Linked DNA regions of Homo sapiens: region 2 is linked to region 1. The links are chromatin loops, found by intact Hi-C in ENCODE. Cell type or tissue: chondrocyte. All regions are shown on one strand. Links, peaks and the distances in the headings refer to the core of each region. The heading gives the core; the rest is flanking DNA. Region 1 holds the start of FLJ20712 (a long non-coding RNA gene). Region 2 has its middle 58 kb from the start of FLJ20712.

Region 1 (15,262 bases), core at 5,553-10,552:
GGTACCGATACATGGTCCCGGGGTTGGAGACCCCTGGGCTACTCCACAAACACTGAATGACATCGGCACAAACAGCAGGGTTTGGGGGCTCCTCTCCGAGGGCAAACATCAGCAGAAGCTGCAAGCTGTCATCCCTGACTTGACATCCAGCTTGGTCGTCATGAAGGTGCCAGACATTTCTTGGTAGTGGATTGTAATCATTTCCTGGGATGACCATGACAAAGTACCAGACTGTGTGACTTCCACAACAGAAATATATTTTCTCACCATTCTGAAGGCTGGACGTCTGAGATCAGGGTGTCAACTTCTTCCAAGGTAGGGTTGGTTCCTTCTGAGGCCCCTGTCCCTGGCTAGCAGGTGAGCGTCTTCTCCCTGTGTCTTCATATGATCTTTCCCTTTGTGTGTGTCTGGGCCCAAATTTCCTCTCCTTATAAGAACATCAGTTATATGGGATTAAGGCCCAGCCTAACAACCTCCTTTTAACTTAATTACATGTTAAAGGCCATCTCTGCAAATACAGTCACACTCTGAGGTACTGAGGGCTAGGATTTCACTTATGGATTTGGGGGAACAAAGTGCAGCCCCTAGTCGGGACTTAGGTGTCAGTAGCAGACAGAGAGAGTGGAAGACATAGCAAGCCCCATGGGAACTGCACACACCCAGCAGAAGAGGCCAGCACAGGGGGAAGGAAGGAAATGGAAAATGCCTTGGAGGAGCCGACCTGACTACTTGGGCAAGACACTACTGGCCTCACTTCCGAGAGCATGTGAAAAACCCCAAGGACTTCCAGAAAGCTCTAGCTGAAGTGCTGGTGGCTGGGAAGGAAAAGAGTCAGTGAACAAAAGGTTTGCATTATTAATGCAATTCTGTTTGTGCCCACAGGTTGATGAAATCTATTAGAGGAAAATCTGTAGATTTTGGAAGGAATTAAGTTCTTCCTATGGCCCGGCCCTCCCCACCACAACACAAACATACACAGGTGGTGTCTGGCCTCCTTTACATGGCATCCCTGCAGAGGTGAAAACAAGAAACCAGGCCACGCAGAGAGTCATTGCAAGTAGAGGGAGACTCAGACAGAGGCTGCGGGAGCCGGCCCAGCTACGTTTGTGTGTTGGCCACATGCAGCTTGTGCGGCCGCTCCAGGACCCTAAGCCTATATCCAAGGGAGCCATAGACACGTGCTTTTGCTGATGAGCCACAATTTATTAATAGGAGACTCTGTGGGGTGCACCGCAATAAATTGTGATTCGTGAAATTTATAAACTGAGATAGCACTAGCAAGAGGTCCTGTGAATTGTAATTCTCTCGACCTGACAAATGAACTGCTTTGAGCAGTGACAGCTTCAGCCAAGTAAGAGAAATAAATCAGCCGGTGGAACTGTGGTAAGAAAGCAAACAGTTTTATTGGTCTACGGATCTTGAGAAATGTTGATTAAGTCAGATCTGGAATCCCCCCATAGTCGTTTTACAAGCTGCTTTATCCCAGAGACCCCCCAGGCCTCTCCGTGTTACCACAATCTCCCAGGAAAAACAAGGAGTGAGTTACACTGTGTTTAGGGTAGGAAACAAAAATATATATTTTTATGGTCCTGGGAAAAGGTGAGTCCGACCATTCATTCGAGGCGGCTTCTGTATTCCCCAGGACTACATTAGAGGAAAACTTCCTGGAAGGCTTTCCACAACTGATAACCTCTCAGTCTCCAGAGAGCAAAGAATAGAAAATACCTTGAGTTGTGGAAGCCATTATGTGAAAACAAATTTAGAATAAATGGGACTGATCAGAGATTAGTGTTGGAACTAACAAACTATGGGTTTACTTGGCAAGTTAAGAGTAGAAACATGAATGCAACGGGCAATGTTGAAACTGTAGACACTAGAACAAACTGCTTTAAATTGTATTTATGTCCTGAGAGAACCCATTTGCTATCAAATAACTAATTACACTCCTGTCTGTTCATTGAAGGAAGCCCCAAAAGACTCCCTTCCAGAAAGCGGTCTGGTTTCAGCCAATGGTTACATTTATTTTTAAGTGTAGCCCTCAATCTCAAAATGGGCGACAGCGAGACTCCGTCTGAAAAAAAAAAAAAAAAGTAATATTCCAGACTTGTCTTCCCTCAGTTGATACAAATTACCAGGCAGGAACTATTTAATTCAGAAGTTTATTTGCAAGGCCCCAGGAGAAGACAGGTAGCAACTCCAGAGAAGGGAAGGAAGGGAAGGGTAGGAAAATATTGATTAGCCATCTATGTGCCAGGCAGCATGTTTGGGGCCTTACAACCTTCAAGAAGCTATTATCACCTCATTTTAGACAGGAGACCGAAACTCAGAGATGTTCATTAATTTGCCGTGGCCACACAGCATTGATTGGAAAAGGCAAGGACGAACTGACAACTAAGTTCATGCCCTTTCCAGGGTATCATGTCACCTTTCAAAATTGAGGACCCTAGAATCTTCCAGTTGATCACTCTCTCCATGTGCCCCAGCCTCTTTCTGCCTGCAAACGCAGATCTAACTGGATCCCAGAGACGATCACTACCTCCCTTATTCTTCACCATCTCTATGGAAGGAACCCCTACCTCCTCCCTGGGGCAAGGTGCATGGGAAACTGAGTCTGCACCACCCATGGGGCAAGGCTGCCATGCTTGGACAGAGAGGCCAGGCATTCCAGACAACTCCCCCTGCCCCACCCCCACAAGGAGAGCCTGAGGGGTAGGGTGAGGAGGTGCTGGGGAGTTTCCAGTTTCAGGAGCTGTTTGCCCTAAGATGGAGAAAGACAGGTCACAGCGGTGCTCCAGTGCAGATTTGAACAATTTGTTGCAGCCACAGGAAACTTCCGAAATGTCTTTCCCAGCAGCTCTGCCTCCGCCAGGAGCAGGAGCATGTTTGTGTGGCTGCAGGGCACCGGGAGCAGCGCTCTGTGCTCTCCCGGCTCCCTGTGGCAACAGGAGCAAGAACTTCGGGGGGTCAGGCATAGAAACCACAGCAATGAGATCTGACTTCAAAAACACAGAGCCGCGATGTCCACTTCCAGAACACACAACATCTGGATGGATCACCAACAAGATTCCTGCGACCTGAGGTGGAGGCAGGGCAGGAGGCGTGCCTCGGGCCTTGTGGCTTGTGGGGAAAACCTGTCTCCCTCGCAGCCCCCCACCCCCCTCCTTCACTCACGCCTGCATTGTTGTGGGGCTCCCAAGTGAGTGTTCTCTAAGCACTCTAGTGGCCTCATTCCCAAACACTCCTCCCATCACTTTATCCCCAGCTCTAAAAATTGTTCTTGCTTCCTCTTAGCCTAGAGCAGTGCTTGAAGGAGGATAGAAATTTCCTGGGGGTCTTGTTAAAATGCAGGTTGTGATTCAGCAGGCCTGGGGTGAGCCCGGGCTTCTGCGTGTCTAACAAGCTTTCAAGTCCAAGGATGCTGTTGGTCCCAGGACCACACTTTGAATGGCAAAGGCCAGTACGTATGTCCCAGATTCCTAAGTCTGGTGTTCAAAACTCTGGGCCCCTCCCCCTAGACTACCTTTCTTACCTCCTTGATCTCTTCCCCACCCCTGCGATGCTCCGGGCAGAGTCACCTGCCAGCCCACAGGCACACCCACACCCCAGCTTGCCCACCGCGGGGGTTCTGTGCCCACCATTTCCCTCAGCAGGAAAGCTAGCACCCAGCTCTGCCGTTCAAATCTTACCTCCTTCAAGTCCTAGCCTTCCCATAAAGACCATTGTCTTCCTTACAGGAAGAGCTGCATTCCAGAGCCATGGCATACAAAGGGAACAATCTCTGCTTTCTCAGGAAGTGTCAAACCCAGACACTGTTTGGGAGAGACAGATCTGGGCCGCCTCCCTAGAGTGGTGGAGCAACCCCTGAAAGCTGCCTTGGCTGGGACCATGGCTCTCCGATGGGAAGGCCTGCTGCATGATGGCCCTTTCGGAAGGGCATTCACTAGAGTCTGGTATGCTTAACAATTTGGAAACCAGGGTCCGTCATGCAGTGAATACATGTGTCTGAGAAAATCTGGCTGATACAGATAGAATTTCATTTTCATGCTTCACCTTGGTAAGGCCAAATACCAGCTAATGAAAAGTGGATTATGAATTCTTTTTCTTTTTGAGATACAGTGTCACTATGTCGCCCAGGCTGGAGGTGCAGTGGTTCGATCTCATCTCACTGCAACCTCCACCTCCCGGGTTCAAGCGATTCTCATGCCTCAGCCTCCTGACCTAGCTGGGATTATTGGTGTGCATCACCACGCCAGGCTAATTTTTGTATTTTCAGTAGAGACGGGGTTTCGCCATGTTAGCCAGACTGGTCTTGAACACCTGGCCTCAAGTGATCTGCCCACCTCGGTCTCCCAAAGTGTGGGGATTACAGGTGTGAGCCATCGCACCTGGCCTGTACTTTCTATAAAAATATTTTATACCATCTGATATTTAACTGGAAAATGACTGCAGAACTCTTAGCCATCCTTTGTTTTAAATATTCAAAAGCACTTACCTGACACAGGCCCCTAAGAAAGGCTATCTGGGGCACTCTTTTAGTTTTTCTGTTTTATTCCTGATGGTGAAATTCCAGCCAAGATTTTCTGGTTGTGGAACCTCTTCTGATTCTGCCGTTTCACTGACTGGAAATGATTGCTAATTGGAATGAAAATTTTCATCTTATCTGCCCCTCTGTTATTTTGCAGAGGAGGGTGTGGTGTTATCAGTTTGCAGTGGGGTTTAGGGGTGGTGTCAGCCTTGCAGAAGGTTTGGTGGGTTTTCATTTCCCTGGCTTTGCTATCTGCTGTTTTGAGGGAAATGGGTAACCGGATCTTAGAATCCCTGGATGTGAAGAGATAACATTGACTATAGGCAATTCTATTTACTGATAAAAATAATATAGTTTTCAAACAGTCCCACAATGAGTCACTTCTAAATAGTCAGAAATACATTTCCTGCTATTATTCTTTGAGACTGAATTGATAATTTTATAAAATTACTCCCCTCACTAAGGTAGTCCTATTGAATGCATGCCGAATTTGCAACATGGTCTTAAATCTGCAGTACCCTGGTCTTTTGGGACCCACCAGATATGAATCAAAGTCCCGAGCATATTCTCTCATAAGAAATGTACTCTACTTGCTTCTTGCTGTTCACGTTACCAAGAAAAAGAAATGTATTCTACATCTAGCTCCCCTTCCTGAAAATAACAAAGAATAGCATCAGAGCAAGAGTCAGACAAAATCTACTGGCAAGAGTCCAGAATGTCAGGGCACTAGCTCTTCAGCCATCCCCCTCTTTGGCAAAAGGCAAACATCACAAATCACTGATAAGCCAAAGCCTCATCTAAGCACCGAGTGTGGCTGTGGGCTCTTGAAGCAAAAGTCAAGAGACCTGGATGCTATGTCCTGCTGCTTTGCCCCTCAACAGCTTGGTTACTTTGGGCAAGTCTTTTAATCAATGTGAGCCTCAGCTTCCTTATCTGGAAAATGGGGTTAACGACTGCCCCACTTACCTTGCAGGATGGCTGTGACAGTCAAGCCAGATTGTTCCTGGGCAAGCACCTTCTAAATTTACACAAAGAGGTGAGTGCCATGTGATTGGCAGGGAGTATCCGCTGCCGGTTCTGGGGCTCAACAAAGCAGTTCTGTCTTCTGCTGTGCTCCCAGCCTTCCCTCCCAACCTGGGTTACCTTTTAAAGATAGAAGAATTGGCTGGGAGCAGTGGCTCACGCCTGTAATCCCAGCACTTTGGGAGGCTGAGGCAGGCAGATCACGAGGTCCACAGATCGAGACCATCCTGGCCAACCTGGTGAAACCCCGTCTCTACTAAAAATACAAAAATTAGCTGGGCGTGGTGGCACACACCTGTAGTCCCAGCTATTCGGGAGGCTGAGGCAGGAGAATCTCTTGAACCCAGGAGACAGAGGTTGCAGTGAGCCAAGATCGCTCCACTGCACTCCAGGCTGGTGACAGAACAAGATTCTGTCTCCAAAAAAAGACAGAAGAATTATGGGGGATAGGGGTCGAAGTGGAAGAAGGAAAGCAACAGATATTTTAGAGGGATCAGAGCCCTGTCCATTTCACATGTGATTCTTTGAATCTGTCTCCTGCATGTCCTCACTGAGTCCCCAAACAAATTCCCCAATCCCATCTTGTCACCCAGCTCAGTAACAGAATTAGTTAATCCCAGTTAACCTAGATAACTTATCTTTTCCCCATTCCTAAAGAACAGAGGCCATCATTGTGTCTCCACAGGCTCTCTCAAGGGAGATTACCCTTCATCTTCTCCAAAAGGTGGAGAAGGAGACAGTCCTGATAGAAAAGGGAACCTTCAAAGGATTCTAGTGTCTCCCCGGGACTGGAAGGGAAGGGAGCTGTGATCCCAGGTGTGGAGGCTCTCCTTCTCTGGCAACCCTCGGGAGGTGACAGGGCCTCAGGGAGAAATCGTAGCAATGGCAAAGCTCTGCCAAGGAATGGTGGAGCCACCAGCCTCCCAGGAGCATGAGGACTTAGCAGATGAGCACATCAGTAGTCACCCCTGTGGACCGAAGACCAGAGGACTCTATCCAAACGATCTGGGCGAGTGGCCACAGGAACTGAGAGGAAGGGGCATTTCAGGAAAGTCTGCAACTGAATTTCCTACCATCCTGGCAGGATGGCTACAGTGGCATATCAAATTTAGCTTAAAGTAATAAAAGAAACATGAAATTTCTTATGCCCTATAGTTAATGTAGAATTCACATGCCTGCTATCTTTCTGATACATTCTGGCAGATAACCCTGCTTTCTTTGGATACTCCAGAATTTGGGAGAAACAGTTCGAAAGATCAGCACAAGCTCTTTCTGAAATTACCTTCTGCTCCCTCCCGCAATGAGAACTTATGCAGGGAAATAGCAGCCCAGCAGATATTTCCTCCATAGCCTGAAAACTGAGCCACAGATGCCCTACCCTCAGCTCACCCACAAGCACTTCTCGGCAAACCTGGAGGAGAAAATAATGTCTTATCTTTCTTATGTTCAAAAAGGAACATACAATAAACACATCAAGAAATAAATACAAAACTTTATGACTAGAAAACATTGTCCACAGTTACCAGGCAAGAACTAAGGTTGAACTGCTCTCCCAACCAATGCTCACAATTTTGGAAATAGAAACGTTATTATGCTTATTTTACCCTCAGAAAATTGAGGCTCAGAGGTGTTAACTAACTTGCTAAAGATATCGAGCTATTAAGTGGCAGAGCTAGGATTAGAATCCAAATCAGCATTCTATTCTACTGCATGTCATAATCCCAGTTATCAGGTATTCTCTAGCAGCATGCTTCTGTTTTTTAGTTAGTAACATGGTGTGTGTGTGTGTGTGTGTGTGTGTGTGTGTGTGTGTGTGTGTGAGAGAGACTGAATGTAGAATAGAAAACACAGATTTTAAAATGTAACCATTGCCATATTTGTTGAACTCTGGAAGGAGAAACTGTGAGTTCCAGTAGGCGTCTGTTGAGTTTCAGCTGAAATGTGCCCACCGGCTGATTTAATGTGATAATCAGGGGTGGGGGCCCTGGTGACAGGCTATGATGTATTGGCTGTTGTTCAGCACTTTGATGTCCCTTGGAATTTGTCAAAACTTCACTTCAGCACTCCAAAAATGCCATGACGTCATCCGTCCCACTCTCTGCAGGAGCAAATGGCAGGGGAGTGGCTGTCCCTGGAGTTCAGGTCAACAGCAGGTCGGAGAGTGGCAGACCTTCCCTGAGGACAGGTGGCGGCAGCCGCTCCCCAGGCTTACCACTTCACAGCCAGGGGATTCTTGTCTCTGGGGGATAAAAATCTTTGCTGTCTCTGAGTGAAGGGGGACTGCAGATCCCTCCTGTCCCAGCTCAGTCATGGGCTTGTGGAAAAAGGAATCCTCTTCCACACCCTTAGTCATGGGGATTGAGCTGCAGGCGAGGAAGGTGGGCAGGGCTGGCGGAATGAGGGGGACGTGCCGGCTGAGCGCGCAGCCTCCAGGACACTCCCTGCCAGCAGCCTGGGTCAGGAGCCAGCCTCCGCCATCCCCTGAGGCAGCTGTGGTCACACTGGGGCAGCAGCAGGCAGAAGGGCATGCTGATGCACAGTGTCAGGAGCCAGATGAGTCACCCCCAGGGCTTGGGCAGCTGGAGAGCGGGGCCTGGTTGCTGAGGCTGGTCTGGACAACATAAAGATCTGGGAACACTGCTGGCTCCCAGCACCGGGGATCTATAGCGGCTTCTGACAGCCGCTGGTCTCTGAAGAGTCACCCTGTCACAGAGGCGAGGAATGGCAATGTTTGGGGCAACGGGGTTAAGTGGGAGAGTGGTTTGCCTAGAAAACCCCATCATGCTTTTAGGTTGCCTCACGTTGGCCTCTTGATAGGACTGGACCTGTCAAGTAGGATCTCAGTGGGTCCCTGGTACTGTGCCATTGGAATCATTGTCCCGATCTTCCCAGCACAACATGACACCACCTCTATTGAGAAGCCAACCCCCTATCCAAGCAAAGCCATATGCCTTAGCTCATTCAGGCTGCTGTAACAACATACCATAAGCTGGGTGGCTTATAAACAACAGAAACTTATTTCTCATAGTTCTGGAAGCTGGGAAGTTCAAGGCCAAAGCACTGGCCAGTTCCATGTCTGATAAGGGCCTCTTTTCTGATTCATAGAAGGCACCTGTCTGCTTTGTCCTCCCACCGTAGAAGGGGTAAGATCGTTCCCTTTATAAAGCCCAATCATGAAGGCTTCTTCCTCATGACCTAATCACCTCCCAAAGACTGCACCTCCTAATACTATCAGTTTTGGGGTTAGGGTTTCAACATATGCATTTTGTAGGGACATACACATTCAGTCTATTGCATGGCATAACTCTTCATTTTATTTTTCTCTCTCCAAACCTTAGTTTCCAGATCCATAACATGAGATTTGTAATGTCCTAGCTTAGAGAGTTGTTTTAAGAACTAAGTGATCATGTACATTAAAATGTTTAAGCACAGTGCCTGGTGTATAGTAAGTGCTCAGTAAATATTCATTGGTTTCCCTCTTCCTTGCCCTCTCTTTTCCCTCCAAATCCCCAAATAAAAATAAACACCATTTTGCAGTAACTAAAACTTAGAAAAGATGATGTGACATCGTCAACTACCACAAAGCTGGAGACTAAACAAGCTTCTAGAGACATCAAGCTGCTTCCCTGTCTACTGCTGAAGGAAACCACATTCCAGTCCTGTAAGCAGGGAGCCAAAAATCATGCCAGCCCCCTGTGCAGGGGTACAGCTAGTGAGGGTGGCAGTCACTACAACTAGCTGAGACAAAGAGACTTAAACTAGGAAGCTTGGGCAGTCCAGACATGGGTCTGCAGGGGAGAAGTCCTCAGCCAGAGAAGCCATCAATTTCCCTTCTATTTCAGCTGGAAGGAGGAGCCTCATTGGCCCAGAAAGGGCCACTTCTCATTGCAAACCAACACTTTCTGACAGGGAAGTGGGCTTAAGGGTCACTTGGGATTAACTACTGGGAAATAATTTCAGAAACGGGCCACAGACATCGAGACAGTTTGGCTCCCTGTGCTGAGAGGGTGACGTCAGCCATGCAGATAAATTCTAAAGAATCTATCACCCCTCAAGCATGTTTTACTAGCTTATAAAATGTTCCTGAGATCTTTCCATACTAATGACTTCTGGGGATGTCCAGGGCATCCTGGAAAATTACAGCAAGAGGGTATCCCTCCAATTCTTCCTTGGCCAGAGCCTAATTTCTTTTAGACCTAGCCTAATTGCTTTCTATCCCATGAATTCTTATTAAATGGGAAAACTTGATACTGCATATTTACTGTTGAGTGTTGTGCAGAAGAGCATGGAAACATGGCCAAATGCTAGGTTCTGATCAGAAAATATGCTAGACTTGTATAATGACCACAGCATTGAAATGATTACAGTTTGCCTTTCTGAGTTCCCACTACATCATTTCTCAAGACCTGCTTATGGGTGTGGTATCCATTCTACAGATCAAGAAACTGAACTATAAAGATAGGCCAGATAGAATCTGCTTATGGATATTGAGCAAAACATCTGCTGAACCAATCCAAAAGGTTATGACATCTTGATCCGCCTCACCATCATTCTTCGGAAAACAAAGTGAGATTCAAGAGAGAAAACAAAAGTGGAAACAGAAGGTCCAAACAAAGCAGGAGTTCCCTTGATCTAATAAGCGCCCAGTGTCCTTTAGGGTACTCTTTGAGAGAAAAGAGATTTCCATGCGGTGGAAGGAACTAGTTAAATCCAAGCAAACATTTGCTACCAGCCAAGATTACTTAGTAGAGAATGCAATCTACTTTTACAAAGAGCATTTGAAAATGTGTAACATCTTCTCACTTGTTGCTGACAGCAAAGCTGTGAATATGGTCTTATTACTGCCATTTTCCAGACAAGGAAACAGATGCTTGGAGAAGGTACCTTGCCCAATGTCATACCACTAATAAGCAATAAAGCCAGACCACCCAGCAACCCAGTTGTTCTGAATCCAGGTCCAGTGCTCTTTGCCTTACATTTCAGAAGTTCTTACATGGACAAGGTAACCAGATCCTGCATCATTGAACAACAAAGGAAACATTGATCCAAAGGGATCTGAACGTGCCCTAGGAGAACTGACTTTTAAGAGAATATTCACTCAACAACTCCCCAAAGTATTCAAACAAGATGAAAATGGCAGGGGGGTTCTAGGGCGAGGAATCACTGAAGGGGCCTATTCTGGGCCAGGAGGGGTTCTAGAAGCCTTTCCCAATGAACCCCTTAGGGCTGGTGTCTTTTCAAGATGGAACTCTTGTGTTCACTCTAGCATGGGCTCAGGGTGTGCACTGGGACCTTGGACCCTGAAGCCTTACAGAAAAGCCCTGGGATGTTTCAGGCCTCCTGCCATACCAGGATCTGGTCCAAAGGGGTACAAACCTGGGCCTCATGTTCTCCCAGGATCATTCACAGAGACCCAGACTCCTGCTCTCTGTCACATCTGCACTTACAGAGCTGGGCCTCAGGAGGTGAAGTGGGGACAAGACAACATCCCCAGGTGTTGACTCCAGCTTAGGCTCAGGATCGGGAGCCCTGGCCACAGCCAAATGACTTGCCCCGGCCAACACAGTCATAAGCACAGATGATCACACCCCAGGCTAAAAAGGCGGAAAACCAGTAGGCAAGGAAACCGTTTTGTCATCCAAGGACAATAAAGTTTATGTATTCCCAGATGTGGGTCCTCCCACTTAATCAAAGCAGAGGCCCATTCCCGTGAAAAGAGCTTTTCTCCAGCAAAATGGGAAGGCAACTTCTTTGGGGCTAAATTTAGACTTCACCCACAGGCAAAGGGCTCCAGTTCTTCTGGGCTGTCAACAGAACAAGCAAATGGTTCAGTGTCCCAGCTGGCTACAGCCAGCTCCAGAGCCAAGTCAGCATGAGTCTGAAATGTTCCAAGCCTAGGAGTGTGGGCTGTGCAGTCCCTGGGGCCAGGCTCTGCTCCAGGCTGGATCACATCTTGGAGGGTATGCAGCTTTGGTCACTCTGCTGATGTGTCAGCCTGTTTGCTTTCCCCACCAAGGAGTAGCAGCCCAATACCCACTACTCCGCAGAGCAGGCTCAGAGTTACAGAGGATGCAAGGTGCAAGAAGGCCTTTGCCTTTAAAACTTTCTTAGAGATATCCTGGGAATCATCACTGAGAAGGCGATGCTTTGCAAAAGGACCAAATCAGTATACAGGACATTATGGCTCCAGAGAAGTCAAGATAAATGACCTACAGTCACATAGAGCTTCAGTGGAAAAGTTGAGGTTTTTTCCCTGGGGCAGGGCCCCTTCGATCTGAAGCTTGCAGTGTCCTCTCCCTACATCAGCACTTTTTCTTAGTGGCCCCAAAGCCATCATGGCAAAATATTAAGAGGCATGCCCTGTCCTGGGGAGAAGTGAGTATGGTCTCTACTTAAAAAAAAAAAAAAAGTTTGTTATTTCTCGGCTTGGCCAAGCTGGCATTTTCCCAAAGGTGCCCTAAAGTAAAGATCTGGCTTCCCATCCTTAACTCTCAGGAAGTATATGCCAGCACGTCACAACGTGGTCACGAACTCGCTACTGCCAAACCTAATCACAACGTACACCAGGTGAAACTGGGTGAGACTTGGATGGGGAATGATAATCAGAATTTACTGTATCCTTCCCAGTCAGCATTCCTATAGATATGATCCAAGATTGTTTAGGGAGTAAAACAAGATAAAAATTCACCCCAAAACATGCCTCATACTGCATAGACACAGCTCCAATGGTGTTTCCTTAGAAGCCTCTGGCTGGTAGAGCAAACCACCGTTTCCACTGAGCTGCCATGGCCCTGTGCTCTTGGCTGGGTTACACCACCTACTCCTCTGTAAACATTAATGACCTACATTGGTATCCCCCAGAGACTGGGAGTTATTCCAAGGAAGGGTCCTGGTTTTTTCTCATTTTGAATCTCTAACTCCAGGGTATAGTAGGCTTTCTATAGACATGGGATAAGTGAGTGAATGACTGATACTCAAATGTGTAAACATTCTTGTTTAAATATCATGGTGTTCTCCTTAATAAAAGGGGCTGGTGTGAAGCTAAGGTTAATAGAGTTCCATCAAAAAAAGAAGTATTGGCCGAGTGCGGTGGCTCATGCCTGTAATCCCAGCACTTTGGGAGGCCAAGGTGGGCGGATCACAAGGTCAGGAGTTCGAGACCAGCCTGACCAATATGGTGAAACCTCATCTCTACTAAAAAGACAAAAAAATTAGCCAGGTGTGGCGGCACATGCCTGTAATCCCAGCTACTCGGGAGGCTGAGGCAGGAGAATTGATTGAACCCAGGAGATGGAGGTTGCAGTGAGCCGAGATCACGCCACTGCACTCCAGCCTGGCAACAGAGTGAGTCTCCATCTCAAAAAAAAAAAGCATTCCAGGACGGCACAGCCACCCCTCTCTACCCTGTGATGAAACAAACACCATCCTCTTTAAAGTGAGTAAGCAAATGTTAATATTTGATTATTCCCCAGCTGGCTTTTGTTAAATGGAAAAAACTGGGCTACCTTGTGTATCTCTTTCTTTCTGCTTATCCTGAGGTGTGGGTGCTGCTTTACCCTGGTGGGTCCCCTGGCAGCAGGGTTAAGCAGTATATCAAAAATCCATCCTGATTCAAGAACCAGAGACAGAAAAGAAAAAAACCCAGCTGCCCTTACTTTCTGGAGTAAAGTGCCTCAGCAACTTCCCAGTCTGTCTGTCCCTACACCAATGACCTGCCTGCTGATACACACTGTGGGGAAGTCAGACTGTACCAGATAGACTCCAGAGGTCAGCTTAACAACTCTCTCCACCAGTCCTAGGGTGAAATACACACAGCGACAGTCTAGCAAGGAGGGAATATAGGAATCACCTCAAAGAGTGACAGAATTCTCAGAGAACCTAATCAAACACAAGCAATTACACTATCTTCTAATGCCAGTGTCAAGAAAAGAGAAGCATGCTTGTATCATCACTCCTGAGCCAAATTTTGCACTGCATCTCACCCAGGCAACCAGGAAGGGAGGACAAGAATGCAAATCCCATTGAAATAATAAGTAAATAAAATCACTTTCTTTCACAGCAGCCAGACATTTCTAAGAGGTTTGTGCTAAGGCAATGTACTGAACAAAAATACTGGGAAGGAATTGCTGAATGGAAGAATGATTAGGGTGGATGAGCGTGTTTCCTTTAAAAATAAAGACATATAAATGATCATAAGTTGCCATGCATATTTCAACTTGATGTTTAAAGACATTGTACTTAGCAGGTAGGAACTGTTGCCCTCTACTGGCTGGAATGTCATAAGAATGCCAAGATTTCATATTTGCAGTTGCCTGGATGCTTTTTATCCTTCCAAGGGTGCAGATGGTCATGATGATGGTGAAAATGATGATGAAGGAGAAGGAGGGAAGCAGGAGAGAGAAGGAGGAGGTGATAACCATGGCAATAAGAATCCCTTAGATTTATACAGCACTTTAGTGTCTTACAAAGTACATTCACACAAACTGACTTACTTGAGCATCACAGTTATCTTGTGAAGAAGGTGATGTTGCAAATGAGATGACTTTGGCAAAGAAATTAGATCAGTTCCTACAGATACCAAGACAGTAAGAGGCAGAGCTGAAGTTCTGACTCAGGCTTTCTAAGTCCAAGCCCTGGAATGGTTTCCCTTCACTCTATTTATTTGGCAAGCTCTATTTATATTTACTTAAATCCAGTCTTTTGGGGAGAGCTTTTACAAATCTCTTTTCTGTATTGAAGATAGAATTCACTAACACATTTATTCACAAACATTATTATACACCTGTCCCGTGTCTGGCCCTTCAATTGTAAACTAGGGAATAGCAGAGAACAAGGCAAAGTCTACCTCTTATGAAGCTCTCATGGGGCAGTCAACAAACAAGGGAACAAATCAATGAGGATCATAATGTCAGAGAGTGGTTCGAAGGCAATAGGACAAGGTGAAGATTTACAATGGCTCCAAGGTGAAAATGAACTTAGCCGATGACCAATTTTGGTAGCTAGAATTTTTTCAGACAGGTGACTTCTAACAGAAAAGGACCAGCCTTGGTCTTCCTAAATATAAGTCTGGAAATCATAGGAAGATATCAGAGGGGTGAACTGGAGATGGTCAGTTTTGCAGACACCCCTTTAAGAAACCTCTGAAGTAGGTAGGTAGGAAAGACCTCTCCTTGAAATATGTATATTGTTCTATTAACTAAGATTCAGAGAGCTCATTTCTAAAAGATCTGCATGACTGATATTCATTTAAATGTATTCAGCCAGTTATATGACTCATGCAGCTTTATATACATAAATATCTAAAACCTGAAAACAACCCAAATTTCAACTGGTGAATGGTAACACAAAGTGTGGTGCATCCATACCATGGAATACTACCCAGCAACAAAAAAGGAACGAACTGTTGATACATGCAACAACTTGGATGGAGCTCAAGGGAATTATGCTAAGTGAAGAAAAGCCCATCTCAAAAGATTACACACTGCATGATTCCACTGATATAGCATTTTCAAAATGGCATTGCTGTAGAGATGGAGTGCAGGGGAGTGGTTGCTAGTGCATAGAAAAGAGGAGGAGCATGTGACTACAAGGAGGAATACAAGGTGCTTTCCCCCATAGTGACAGCATAGCTCTGGAACTTGATGTGGTGGTAATTATACGAATCTATATATGTGATAAAACATCATGGAATTAGATACAAAAATATACAAAAAT
Region 2 (15,262 bases), core at 4,005-9,004, 63 kb before region 1:
AGGAGGAGATGTATGGGATCTGGGTCTCAGTAGGCAAATGAGAATTTGTGTTGGGCTGGGGGGTGGGGGGTATCAGGGGAGCAATCTTGTGCAGCCTTATAGACCACTGTAGAGACTTTTACTCCGAGAGACGTGGAGAGCCCTTGGAGGGTGTGGGGCAGAGGTGTGATATGATCCGAATGTGCATTTTCATGGGATCACTCTAGCTGTTCTGTTGATAACAGATTGGGATTGGGAGGGGGAGAATGGAAGCAAGGAGACCAGTTAGGGGATTATTGCAAAATTCAAGTGAAAGTTGATGGGGGCTTATTGACTCAAGCCCCTAAAAAAAATTGTCACTGCCTTTATTTTAGCAGAGCCTGCTATATAGTAGATGTACAATCAGTGTTAAATTATACCAGCCATTCGTGATATTTTTTAACCACCTGGCCAGAGCAAACCTTCTCCCTTCTTCGGCAGCTGTCAGAGTCTCTATCTTCCCATTTATTGTGCTCATTTTCCTCTAAGTCTTCAAATAACCACCAGGCCTGTCGAGTTTCCCTTCATAGTACCCTCTCTGGATCTAAGCGCTTTGCAGAGTGTCTGCCCCATCTCTGGGGTGGTTGGAAATCAATTAAGGGGATCCTGCTTTGGAGAATCATACCAGTTCAAGCCAGGTTCGATCATGAGGGTACCCTAAAAATTCCCACAGACCCAGTCATTGCTCTTACGGTTCAGTACCAGAGATATGGAAAGACAGATATCAAAATGCCACGTGAGTACAATAGACACCATTCTTCCCGGAGTTCCTAGGAGATACCTTGGCTGTCTTACAGAAGACCCTCTTTTGTTTCATCTCTCTCCCTTCTAGGGTGAGCAGTGTCCTTAAAGGAAGCATTTAGAGGAAAATGTCTCCACAAGCCTGATCCCTTTCTCTGAAAGCATAATAATGCTCAAGAATGACAACAATGTAAATCGCCAGGATCATTAGCGGAACCTCGATGAATTAAAATGGCTCACATCAGGGTAAGATTAGGTCAGCTGCATTGAAGGGAGCCAGAGTGCTGGGGTTTGCTGACTTCCAAGCATTTCAAAACCAAATATTGTCAGAGCCCCACCGTCTCAGTCTCAGCAGCATGGATAGTCAACCCCTGATAAGATCATCCTTGTCTGGAAAGGACCAAATTACCGTGCTGTTCAGTCTCTAAGACCCCTTCATTACCCATCCCGCAAAGACAAATTACCCTGGAAATGCTGAAAGGAGTGAGCCTCTAAAAAGGCTCCATCTGCTCCATGGAGAAAGGGCTACTTCTGCTCACAACACAGGTGGAGGTGAAGGGCTATGCAGAAAGTCCAAGAGTTCGCCTCAAGAGAAAAATGGCATTGAAATCATCAAGCAAGCCCAGGAAAGTCTGAATGCCCCAAGAGGTGAAAATCCTAAAAGCAAAATAGAGCCATTATGTCTCAAGCCGAGGGAAAGCTTGAGAGATTCTGGTGCCTGAAACAAATAACAGGAAAACTATGTCAGATGTGTGGTCATGGCATAAATCATGAACAAAAACACAATTATAAGACTCCACAGAAGCAGGAGGAGCGATTGCTCGAGCACAAATCTTGATAACTATTGAATACAATTTTCACCATGGAGAGGCAGGCAGTTTGTAACCGAGTTTATTTTAGAATGTCAGGAGTGACTTGTCCTGAGGAGCTATGGTGGTTTTAAATTTTTTGTTGTTGTTTATTTGAAACAAAGTAAAATTTACACAGGAGAAACTGGGAGTCGATTCCTTCTGAGAGTAGAGTGCACTCCAGTCTCAATGACCATGAGAACGAAGCAGGGAACAGGCCTGGATTAATTGCAGCAGGAAGTCCCCCAGTTGCGTCTGAACAGCACGTTGCATTTCCTGTTCCGCTCTCACCATTTATGACTAAGTCATTTGGTTTGTCTGATGTGAGCCTCACGATTTTGGCCCTTATTTGTGCAATCTCTCCTAATGGGGTAAAGGAACACCTGGTACATAAAGGCTCAGTTCTTAATGCTCTGGAATCCAACTGCCTGGGTTCAAATCCTACCTCCACCACTTATGAACTGGATTAGCTCAGAAAAGTTACTTAATAACTCTGTGTCCTCTGTCCTTCTCAGTAACAAAGGAATAACAATAAAGTAGTCAAGAAAATTAAATTAGCTCATCCATATAAACTGCTTAGCTATCATTAAATATTTGCAGAATTGGATTAATAACAGACTAGAGATGAGTAGAAGGCAAGGAAGGCACAAGGGTCTGTGTCACACATAAAACATAAGCCTTCAGTCCTAGTCCATGGGTAATCGAGAGAGGACCTAAGCAATGCATTTTCAGCTGGGGAAACATATTTTCATATTTTAAAAATTAAAAGAAAATAGTGAATGAGGGAGGGATGAAGAGAGCCAGTTATCACAGTTGCCAAAATAGAAGCGCATGACCCAAGTGGGTCTCAGGAGAATACAAAAATATCTAGAAAAGGCTTGATGGCAGCCTCTGAGTGTGGCTGTTCCCTACTATATGCCAAGGAATCCTCCTGGTCCATTACAGAGAGTTTAAAATTGAGGATACGGGGACCATGGAGATGTTCTCAGGAAACAAGAGTCCCAGAAGAGAAAGGGATGGCCCATGATTCCCGTTTATTATGTTACTATGCTGCGAGATTCTCAAATATTGTTCATATTATAGCAGCCCAATAACATAGGTTTCACCATTTTACGGATGAGGAGAGTGAGTCTCCAAGAGGAGCCAAAAGTCATGCTACCAGCTGAGTGGAAAAGCTGAGATTGCAACCCAAGCTTGTCTCACTTCCAACCAAAGCATCCAAGCATCTGTGGCCACTAGCAGCACACATTTGGTGGGGAATATCAGTTAATCTACTATGCTCCTCAACAAGCCCGTCTTTCATTAATGACAGATGGGAGTGACAGTGAAGGGACCTTTATTCTTTCCCTGACTGAATCTTCCCTCTCCACAATAATGCACGGTTATCCTCGAGCACATTTCTTGGAGGCAATTTGAGGTTTCAGTGTCCCCTAATGTCACACTGCCAAGCAGGAAAGGAAAGCCAGTGTTAACAATGCATCTCATTTTTCACCTAATGAGCACCAACACGCTTAGGGATGTGAAGGGTGAAGTCTGACCTGTCAGCTGCTGGCGAACACAGACCCATCAGTGTAAATCCCCTCCTGGGTGGGGGAGTGGGGTATTTCCCAGTTGAAGGGTGTTGTTCTTGGCTGAATAATTGACAAAACATTGACATGGTTCCTCCTCTTTTACGTCTATGGTTCTGGAAGAGTCTGGCACTGCCGTGCACAAGGCTGACCTCCCTCCCAGTCCAGGAGTTTCTTGGGATTCTTTGCACCCACAAAGCCTGCTCTGAGGGAGTGAAGCGACAGGGCCACCCCTTCTTTTGCCGGGAATAGAAGCTGCCTTCTATCAACTGTCCACCGCTGTGGATTCTCCCTCCTCTCCAGTTACAAAATGGAAACAGATGAATTCAATCAAACATAAGCCCCCGAATTATGGCTTCCTTTATACCTTGTGGTAAAGGAGTTTAGACATAATTGGCACATGATTTTCTCCAGCGGTTTCGAGTTGTTCCCAAACGTAAAAAGGAACCTTTCAGTTTGGGAACGAGATGGTTTTGTTTCAAACCAATCCATCATGCCTTCCGAAGGCAAAGAGGGTGGGTCTGCTGAATGGAACCAGGAAAGTGGTGGGTGGGTCACAGCCTTCATGGCTCTAATTGGGCAGATGTAGGCAGGCCGCAGGTCAGTGAGAAAAGAGGCACAGAACTCCCTTTTGGCGGTTGTGGGGGCTCTGGGGAGTGAGACTGTCAGAGTTGGGGTGGAGAGCCACTGATTATTCTGTTTCACCAGCAACACACACTTGGAAAGGGATATCAATTAACCCGCTATTAATCCCCCCATGTAATTGAGCACTGCAGTCTGTTATTGGACCATAAAATATAGAGGTAAGTCCTTCCCTTTTGCAAATCAAGGTCAACAGACACCCAAAACTCCACCTTTTACAGACCCTGCAGATAAAAAACAATCTCCACCAACAAACACTGCTGGCCCCAAAAAGCAGCATAGTCACCATTCAGCTATGTTTACACAAATCTGCAATGACAGTCAACATAGAAAACAAGGGTACACTTGGCTGTAAAAAGCTGGGTTTGGAGCCCAAGAGGTTTTCCTAAATTACTATTAACAAAGTCAACAGGTTAGTATGTTTTTCAAGGCTTCATCCAAATGGGGCACCTAGATAATGATCCTATTACATTAAGGTAAACAAAAGGGCGGTTGTGCACCCTAGGATTAGGAGGCATCTTAAAAGCTCTTTCATATTTATTTTCCACAATTTAGCAAGCCCGAAAGGGAAATGTTCAACTTCATTAGAGAGGAGTGCTTACATGTTGTAGAAACAACAGGTCACTCCAGGTTCTCCTGGCATTAAAGATTCATTTAGAAATCTTACCGAGGACATCGTAGGCCCCATATGGCTCAGCCTTTAGCAAGCTCTCCTAGGAGATAATGGATACAAATTTGAGATGATAGAACCATCAGCCAAGGAGAGAGAATTTCTGCCACAACCTGTTATTTACTTCTGGTTGGGGGCAAAGGGGCCTTTGTTTTCAAGAAAGTCTGGATTGATTGTGAACCAATAGTCTGCCAAGCTTAGGAAACCCAAATGTGACTCTTCTGGGTGCTGCCCTGAGTTTGGCTCCTATCCCATCTCCCTCTCAGACAAGCAGGAACTGGGAGCTCTGGTCCACAGAGGAGAGTCACGTGGCGGTAAACAGATCAGCTGCATCAATCCTGGTCAACACGGAGAGAGAAATTCTGAATGCAGATGACCCTCACACGTGTGCTTCAGAGCAGAGGCTAGCTCCAGTTCGGCAGATGAGGACATTAAAACTTGCAAAGCTAGTTTAAGGTAGCAATGCCAGGACATGGTTCAAGTGGAAATTGGGACCAGGTCTTACATCATACTCAGTGGCTTTTCTGCATCCCAAGTTGAGTTGTTGACTATTTAGCATGCAGGTCCAACTTCAGACCTCGTCCCAGGCTGCCCAGGCAACTTTCTCCAGGCCTCAGCAGGAAGCAAATGATCAAGACTCTAAGAATATGAGCAAAGGCACTTCATATTTGGAATCATCTCAGACCTTTTAATACAAAAGATCAACATGGACAGGCGTGCCCCTCATTTCCAGTCTAGCTCTAGCTGAAGTAATTGTTCTCTCTCTTCTCCATTCCTCAAATCCACTCAATCCCCCATCATGATTTGTTCTTAGAGATATGAAACAAATTTGTTTCTTCCCTCCATCACCACTGGCACCACCTTAGTGCGGGTGACAGCTTCTCTTACCTTGCCTGCTTCAGAACTGGCGTCCTTGTATCTGGGGTTGTGCCTAGAGATGGGCTGTGTCTTTTTCAGAGTGAACTTGTCAAAACCCAGATCTGGCCCCAACATGTGTTTCTTTCAAACCCCACCAAGTCATCCATTATACTACAGGATAAATCTCATTTCTTCAATAGCATACAAGGTTTTACAAGGCTGGCCTGACCTCCATCCATCTCAGCAGCCTGAGCTCTCACCACTCTCTGCCCCTTACTTCATGTTCCAGCCACTGCTGGAACTGCTTCTGCTTCCTTAGATAGATCATGCTGCCTCACTTTCCAGACCTTGTCTCATGCCGTCCCCTTCACAAAAAGTGCCTGCTTTTTCTCCTACATGTGACTTAATCCTACCCCATTTCTAAGGCCCAGACACTCCCTCCTCCTCTCTTCTCCTGCTCCTCCTTCCCCTCTCCAATACAGTCCCTCATTCCTCTGTGGTGCCACTGCATCCTGGCATGCATCTCTCTGCCACCACTGACATCATATTGTAGCATCATTATCCATGTGGGCACCTACCTTCCACACCAACTTGGGACAGAAGACTGAGAGTAGGCATGCTGTCCATGCACAAATGGCCAGACGAGTACTCACACTCACAATGAAAACACAAGCAAAATAGTGGATTTGCATGCCCACCCGCTTTGGATACAAATTCAGGTTTGCTTACTCTCTCTCTTTCCACAGCAAAATGGCCACACAACCATACCGAAGTGGCAGAAAGAAAAAGAAGAAAGCTTCCTTCCGGGTTCAATTCAGACACATCTACTGAGGATGTTTCAGGCAGATGTGGAAGAACATCAGGCTGGCATTTGAGGGGCAAATAGCTTTGTGAGGAGCCTACTATTATTATCTCCTTTTGGGAATAAAGGGATTTGCAGGTCAAACAGATTTAGGAAATACTGCATAGTGTTATATTGAAAGCTCTGAGAGGTCCTGCAGTAAGTTAAAAGTATATATGGATATATTTTACAGATAGGGTCTTGTTATAACACCAGGCTGGTCTCGAACTCCTGTCTTCAAGTGATCCTTCCACCTCAGCCTCCTGAGTAGGTCTTTAATCTAACATTTTTGGCATGCATTTGATCACAGTCCCTCCTTCCCCTTCCCTTTTCTACACATCATCCAGAGGACTTCATTCTAAGCACACGTGGGTAAATGCTGGCTTAATGGAAATGTGTGTAAGCCACAGAATCAAGCAGACCCTGCTTTCAATATCTGCTTCGCCATCTCTAACAATGAAGGCAATTCATTTAAATTATCTGAACTGAAGTTCCCTCACCTCTGCAAAACACGGACAGTAATATCAGCCTGATAGGCTGTCGTGAAAATTAAAAGAGATACCTTAAGTAAACCACCTGGCACTTATTAAGTACTTAATCATTGCTAGTTTTGCTTGCTTTCCCCAGTGTCATCCTAGATGTCTACGCTAGAGCCATGTCTACATGGCCTTAACACCTCTGGCAAAGAAGCAAATGCCAGCGGCACGACAACTCACTTTCTAGGGCACCAAACAAACATTACACTTTACTGAAATGTTTGACTAAATTGACCTGAAACAATATCTACTACAGGCACACCATCAAACCCTCCTTTTCAAACTGGCTGATCACTATTTCCAAATAAGGACTCCTTTTGTGCCATGGATATCATGGATGTCATGTACCACGACACAAACATGAAAGTATCCTGTCCTGGCGCCCATGAGACGCGCAGTGGGGAATTAGCCCCCAGCTTAGAGGATTGGGGCCACCAGGGTATCATTCAGAACACACAGCAGACACAACTTTCATTTTATTTCTCTTCCTTTGAATAAAAATGTGTCTGATGCTTCACCTACAATGAAAATATTCTACAAGTTGTAAAAAACAAAAGTATTAACACACTTCATAGACATGCATAACCATGAGATAATTGTGCTTCTCAGTTCGTTGATATCACCCAACCCCCAAACCAGGGGTTATAATGTGTGCCTTGTTGTGTGGTAGTTCCCCAAAATATTATTCATGGGAGGTTTATAATAACAAAGCATTACCATAATAAATAGTGGTCACAAGAGTCTTCTATCGAGAAGAAACCTGCGAACCTTGCTCATATTCCCTAACCTTGATTCAAGATTAAATTTCACTCTTTCAATCACGGATTCTAAATCCTAAGAACTCTAAACCTTGAAATTGATACCCTTTTTTGAAAGAAAAATTAGATCGGAACTGTCAGAAGGAGTGATCAAAATGACATGAAACAAATCAGATGACGTGTGTGTAAGAGGTTTTCTTTAGTTCAGCTGTCAGGAAAACACTGAAGTGTCTTATCTCTCCCAAAGCCCCAAAGCCAGTGTCCCAGGCCAAGCAAGCCAAAATTGTTTTAAGAAAAAATAAAGGCACAAAAGACTTCTTAGGAAATTCAAATTTAAAGTGTTACTTAAGCTCACAGCTTGGACCTGTCAGAAATGGGAAATCCAGGATGGTGGTAGGCAAATGAAAGAAGAAATTATTTATACTAAAGCTCAAATCCTGTTAAAAAGAACTCTAAAGAGACCAGAGTTGTTTAATTATTCTACCCTATTACTCTATCAAATATTCCTTGAAGTAACTGGGTCAGGATTTAGACCTTAGAAATTTAATTACTATACATAATTTTGTTGGAAGAGCATTTGTTAGAATGCTTTGATGGAAAAGACAGCCTACTTTTTAAAAATCCCTTTATAATGAAATACAGTATTGGCAACTTCTCTTGAGGGGTCACTCAGATCACTTAAAATGGGTAGTGCAGGCCAGGCACGGTGGCTCACGCCTGTAATCCCAGCACTCTGGGAGGCCGAGGCAGGCGGATCACCAGGTCAGGAGATCGAGACCATCCTGATTAACACAGTGAAACCCCATCTCTACTAAAAACACAAAAAATTAGCCAGGCACGGTGGCGGGCGCCTATAGTCCCAGCTACTCAGGGGGCTGAGACAGGAGAATGGCATGAACCCGGAGACAGAGTTTTCAGTGAGCCAAGATTGCGCCACTGCACTCCAGCCTGGGTGATAGAGCAAGACTCCATCTCAAAAAAAAAAAAAAAAAAAAAAAAGGGCAGTGCAGCAGAGGTAAATCTGTAGTTAACCAATGTGGGAGTTATTGATTATTAGACCTGCTGTGTTCTGAAAGTGAATTGGAAACCCATTTGCCTTAAACCTTACAAAAAATATTCAGCAAGGGTTTGTATATGCATGCCTGTCATTGTAAGGACAATGTCATAATCACAGTAGAGAGAAGTACTGGTTCCCATCATTCACTGCTCCCTTGCTCTAGCCTCACTGTGGCTGGGTGCACCTCCCTGCCTGCATTGGTAGGGTTCAATCAAAGAAGCAGAATCATGGTGAGGGGCATACTGGATTTCTTACAGAGATCAGACCTTATGTAATCTTGGGAGTGGGGTAAGCAGCCCATTTCAGGATGTTGTCCTTGCGTCTGGTGCTAGACCCGAGCACTGGCAGACAGGAAGGAAAGCTGGATGTGAAGCGAGGAAGAGCAGTGGTAAACCAGAGGCCACAGGATGAGCTAGATGCCACATGGTTGTCTCACTGCCTCCAAGCCTCCAACATTCACACAGAATGACAGAAAAGCTCGTTCATTTCTCCATGGAGTGGCCCTTGAACACCACCCACAATTTGAGGAAGCTGAAGGAGACCAGGTGGGAGCTAAAGGAGGTTGTGAGCTGACTGCTGCCCCTGTGCCAACAAGGCGAGCCAGCAGGTCCTCGCCGGTGATCGCAACTGCATAGATATGACCATAGCTTGACTTCTGCTTTCCAGATCTTTTGCAAATTTCTCTTTCAGCCAACCCTACTTCACACCCATAAAGAGAGGGACATTCTTGGAAACACAGTTTCAGCTTAGCTAAAGCCACCACACTTCCCCATGGCTTTGAGTTCAGCCATGTGACTTGCAGAGGTGATCGTGTACCAAATCTATGTTCAGAACTTAAGAGACTCTAAGTGCCACCTGACCACTTGTACCATCTTGCATAGAACTGAAGTGAGAAGCACAGCAAGCCCATTGCAACCCCAGCGGCCACAGCCTAAAGCAGAAGACGCCAGCCAAGCCCAGACTAGATGAGCTGAACTGAGGCCAAGCTGCAGATGTATGCTCAACAATAAATGACTGTTGAAGGCACTGAGTTTTGGGAAGTACCTGATACAGACTTACCTTGACTTTGATGATTAAGGACCCTCTAATTACTGATCCCTCTCATGATCCCCAATTCCTGCAAGGTACCAGGCCCCTATTGCCCATAAGCACACAGCCATGAAGACTGAAACCCTGAAGCAAGAATTTAGTCTATCCTCCTAATTTCGGGAATCCCCTTTTTAAAAGCAGTTGGGGTGTACATGTATAAATTCAACATTAATCCCAACTACAGCCACAATAATACAAAACCTTGAGAAAAATAGTTAAAGAAATAAAGTCCTGCATGAAGACAAACATAAAATCTGACTTAGGAACATGAATAAATGGAAAGGCACGCAATGTTCTTAAGTGGGAAGACACAGTGTTGACAAGAGGCCAGTTCTCCAAATTAAATTATGAATGTAACATAACTCCACTTAAAATCCCAGTGGGATTTTGGGGTGGAGAAAGCTCGGTAACATCATGAGGAAAGTGAAATGTGTGAGAATAGTCAAGAAATACCTTTCAGAGGTAAGGTCTTTGAATCTTTGAATCTGCTTCTGATGGCGAGGGTCCTTCTGGCCCCAGGACCCCATGAATCCTTGCCTCAAAGACCTTCACTTCTTTGCCAAGGAAGCCTGCATAAAGAGACTCAATAAAAGCTGATGAGATAAACACATAGTCACACACACACACACACACATACACAAATAAAAATCTTTTTTAAAAAACATTTGTTTGAATTTCTTTTTTTAGGCACACATTTCCATTCTTTAAGTTACTTCAAAAGTCTGGGAGCTGTGGCTTGTCCCTGGGCAAGAGGGAACAGAAAGAGGCAACCAGTGGCTCCCAAATGCACCCCTGGATATGCAGAAGCTGTGTCAGCTGCTTGGTTGTGATTTTGACCTAACACAGAGCTGCCCAGACCAGGGGTGAACAAGTGATGTCAGAAGTTTCAAGCCTTGTGTTGAATAGCACTGATGTTATTTAGGTTTAGTCTTTAAGAAAAAGGCTCCGCTGGCACTCAAAAGCCCCTGTTTTCAACCACAAAAGCCCTGAGTGTCAAGGAAATCATGTGCTAGCCACTAACACTCAACTGTGGATTTTCCTGACGGCTAGACTATTTTTATGCATGTAGTATTGGCTACAGTCTTTGGAGCCAAAGGTTTTACTGCCATGCAATTTCATAAGAAAGCTCAAGCATCGATTTGACATTAGTTAACAGATCATCCCCAGCTCCCTCTATGGGGTGAGGCCAAGGGGGACCCAGAGGTCAACCTTGGGGGTATTCTACTCCCAAGAGGCTGCAGCTGAGGGTGGGGGCTGCAGATGGAGTTAGATAGGCGGATAATCCACAGAGCTGGAGGTGGTTAAGGCAGTTTAGCTGGGAGAAGGGAGAAGGCTCAACAGTAAAGCACCCTGGGTTGAAATCCCTCCTCTACAGATCCTATCACTCTAAGCAAACTGCTGGGTCTCTCAGGGACCCTACTTCCTGCCTGTAGAAGGGGGGTGATGGTGGCTGTTGACAGATCCTGGTGAGAATTATCCTAAAAAGTTATGTAAAGCCCTTACCACTGTGCCTGGCACACACAGTAGTGCTCCACAGATACTTGTATGTATGTAATGAATGTTAAAAGCAGTATTAGAAGTGCTGGACTAAAGACACATTCAGTTCAGTAGGCACCAGGGGTGGGATGGGGCTATTAATTTAGCCTGTTTTGGCTTAGGCTTCTCACAGTAAGTAATGTTTCAGCTGGAACTTCAACAATGAATGGGGGCTGGGCACAGTGGCTCATGCCTATAGTCCCAGCACTTTGGGGGTCCAAGGCAGGAGGATCACTTGAGCCCAGGGCATTGAGGCTGCAATGAGCTGTGATTGCACCACTGCACTCCAGCCTGGGTAACAGAGCAAGACCCTGCCTTAAAAAAAAAAAAAAAAAAAAAAAAAAAGGATTTCAGCAGCTAATGATGAGGGAGGCTCTCCAGGATAGAGAAAGAGCATGTGCAAAAGAGAGGAGGTTGAAAGAGGTGTGAAGGGAGGTGAGGGGAGAGCAGTGAGGCACCAGGGCAGCTGGGTCCAGGTTGGGGGCACCCTGTGTGCCACAGGGAGGATCAGTGAGCAACCAGAGAGGGTTGTGAACTAGGGGTGATCCTCAGTCAGATAACATCACCTTCTTATGCCACCTTTCCCTTCTCAACCTGAAACCTTCACAATTACAGAAAAGTAAGCACAGGGTGACCAAGAAGCAGGTGGCCCAGAATTCCCTTGGCCACTGCTTTGTGTGACGTGATCTTCCCACCGTAGCCTGGCCAGGCCATGCCCGGTTGCCAGGCTGTTCCATCAAGGACTCTCACCATCCATTTTCCCAGAGCCCCTTCAGCTATCATAAGAAAATATTTTTCCACTGGGAGTCTACTAAATGTCATGTCTAATTTAATCCTAAATACATTTCCATACAAAAAGGAGTCAAATGAGTAAACCTCTTCTATGTTTCCTGATTTCTTGTTTCTCTAGGCCTTCACCCATATCTCCATTCTGTCTCTCTCTCTCTCTCTCTTTTTTTTCTCCTGGGGAAGTAGAAGTGGATGGGGAGGAGAGAAGGAGGATCCTGTCACTTACTAATTCGTTTTCCATCCTCAGCCCTGGATTTCATTCTCTCTGAGTGGGACAGAACAGATGGAATTGTGCCAAAGGGAGACTAACTTATTTATCCCGAAAGCGTAAATTACCCCCAATTATCAGAATCCCAGTTACATCCAAGTAAGCCCCTCTGCCTCTCCTCAAACATTTTGGATTTCTCAGCTGTTCATTTAAGTTTTAATGGGGTAGTGAGAGGTTAGAAAGTCGGGGAGAAATTGAGCTTTGCTGTAGATTTAAGCCCCCTCCCCCTTCCCCCTACACTGAGCTCTTCCCTGCTCTTCCTCGTGGGGGACCTGAAATGATTCTGATTAGCAGCAGATGGTGGGAAGACCCCTGGTGGGGACAGGAGACCTGGGCTTAGTGTCAGCTTGCTGCTGAGTTCCCATGTGGCACCCAAGTCTCACATGTCCCAAGACTCAGCTTCCGCATCTGCAGGACAAGGGATTCCAAGGATTCTCACCAATACCTCTTCGCACCCTGACTGCTATAATTTCAAGATTCCAACCAAATTTACCTTTTGTTTCTGAATCATCTCGTTTGATTTAAAATTATTTATGGAAACCTTCTGTGATGTGTGCATTAGTGCAATGCCACTCAGAGTGTGGCCACAGCCCCAGGCCTGTCTGTGCATTGTTCCCGGTCTGTGTTAAGGTAACTAGGAAAGTTGAAAGTAAGCATTTAGAAACTCTATGGCAATTTGACATGGCCAAAACCTCCAAGCAAGTGACTAGGGACCTCGTTTGTTTGAGCTTGCATGGTGAGTTGTTTGTCGCATCAACTATGTTGTACACAATTGGACCTTATGTAAAATGGAAATAAAAAAGAAACAAATACTGCAGCTAGGTGATCAAGGTCAACATCAACAGTCATGCTGATAGTTTGTGCCGTTAAATATGATGTAATAAAAATGTCACTTTACCTCTGTAGTGTTCCTGCTAATAACCCTTAATTCCAGTTTTTTTAATGTTAGAGACAGGGTCTTGCTCTGTTGCCCAGGCTGGAGTACAGTGGCACAATCATAGCTCACTGCAACCTCAAGCTCCTGGGCTCAAGCAATCCTCCATCCTCAGTCTCCTAAGTAACTGGGAATACAGGTGCACACCAGCAAGCCTGGCTAATTTTTAAAATTTATTTTTGTTGAGACAGGCCCTTGCTATGTTGCCCAGGCTTTTCTTGAACTCTTGGCCTCAAGCATCCCTCCTGCCTCAGCCTCCCAGAGCACTGGATTTACAGGTGTGAGCCATTATGCCTGCACCCAGCCAATTCCATTCGTATGACCAAAAAAAAAAAAAAAAAAAAATCACACAAACTCCAACAATGGAGCATTCTACAAAATACTTGACCAGTACTCTTCAAAACCGTCAAGGTCATCAAAAAAGAGGCAAGTCTGAGAAACAGTCACAGCCAAGAGGAGCTACAGATACATGATGAGAAAATGCAATGTGGTGTCCTGGAGGGAATCCTGGAACAGACAAAGGACATTTGGTAAAAACCTAAGGAAACAGAAATAACTACAGACTTTAATTTATTTTTTAAAAAAGGAAAGAAACAAACTAGTCCTTCCCACAGATAATTTAAGAATTGCTCTAACATAGATTAATTTATTAAATCTTCATAAAAGCCCTGGGATGTATGGAAAGTAAGTGGTCTGTTTCCCATTTTATAGATTTTTATGAATGAAGTAGCCCAGTCTAATGTTATTTAGTGAGTTATAAAAGAACAAAGTCTGAGCCCTCTTCTCCTGGCTTCTGTTCTCTCTCTTTGGCTTTTCCAAGTAGATGGACATTTATCCAAGTTTATGTTCTTTTTCTGATTATGAAACAACCCATGGTTGGCGTAAAAAAATCAAAAAGTATATACAAGATAAAGAAACATACTTTTTAAAATCATTCATAATCTCTAAAGTCAGAGCAAGCAGCTGCTAACTTTTAGATTTCCTTCGTGTGTGTTTGTGTGTGTGTGTTTGTTTCCTAGGCACTTACCACTCCTAAGTGTGAAAGGGAGGGAGTGGGTACTAGAACCTAAAGAGGGAGAGAGAGAGGGAGAGAGAGAGAGTGCTCGTGTATGCTGTGTGGAGAGGGCCATCCCACAGGAGATCAGGAGATGGCCCTTGGGTGCCGGGATGCAGCCACCTGCTGGAAAAAAGAGTGAGGGAGAGAATAAGCAGGAACTTACGGGACAGCAGGACAGAGAGAAGCTTCCTCTAGACCACAGTAGCCATGGTCTGTAAGCAAATAAGAAGGCACCCGTTGAAATGAAGGGACTGAACATGCAAGAAAGAAAGGGCTAGATGGTGACACAAGGCACTAAGGAAGTAAGAGGGATGGCATCAGGGATGGTGTCAAGAGCTATGGGAAGAGCCCAGCAATGGAACAAAGAAGGGACTAGATTTCTCAAAATCAAAATGAAACAAGAGAAAGGGTGAAAATACAGTGATTTCTGGGGTGCAAAGGACATAGCTCAAGTCAAATGACCTCATCTTTTTAAATTTTTTTGTAAAGTAAGATTTGAGGTCACCTATGACTGAGAAGGGGGCAAGAATACAGTCAGAGTTCTGGAAGGTAGAGTAAGTTTTAAACATCTGCTGTAGGGATTTAGCCAGAGAACTCATAAGAAATTAATAAGAGCAGTTTCTAGCACAACCGAGGTGAGAAGTGCGTCACTTCTTAGCTGTGTCAGTAGAACAATGGCTACACGTGAACAAACTGTGACCTCAGCACTGGTGCACCTTTGACCTTATGACAGCAAAACCTTCAAGGAAGCCCAGTAGTCACCAATCAGTTCTCCCAAGCCTGGCACCATCTGCTTCATCTGCAAAGGCCTGAATTCAACAATGTGACTCAGCCTGAGCTGCACTTGTAAGCACTGTTAGCCAGAGAAGAGATGTGCCTGTTACCTAAATTTGCATGGGGTGGTATTCCAATGAGGAACCTGAGGTCATGAAAGAAAGCAGAACCTGTTGGCTGGGCACAGTAGCTCACACCTGTAATCCCAGCACTTTGGGAGGCTGAGGAGGGCAGATCATGAGGTCAGGAGCTCGAGACCAGCCTGACCAACATGGTGA

Evidence for each region. A loop is a pair of places that touch in the nucleus more often than their neighbours do. Peaks named below come from ENCODE experiments on the same cell type or tissue, not always from the same donor. Only the 100,000 strongest peaks of a DNase experiment are listed, where the experiment ranks them.
Region 2: it touches region 1 in a loop (3-fold over the local background); 1 of 110 quality-filtered maps calls a loop at or near these places.

Annotation. Positions count from the first base shown.
Region 1 is chr7:33,715,340-33,730,601 of GRCh38, reverse strand. FLJ20712 (a long non-coding RNA gene) reads right to left here and starts at 4,621. Exons shown (of 2, transcript NR_165282.1): 1 at 4,493-4,621; 2 at 1,998-3,074. In chondrocyte, for the core only: no CTCF peak of the experiment used is centred there; a DNase peak (open chromatin) is centred at 8,051.
Region 2 is chr7:33,776,691-33,791,952 of GRCh38, reverse strand. No RefSeq gene overlaps it. Among named protein-coding and RNA genes, the nearest start is that of FLJ20712, 58 kb to the right of the region's middle. In chondrocyte, for the core only: no CTCF peak of the experiment used is centred there; no DNase peak of the experiment used is centred there.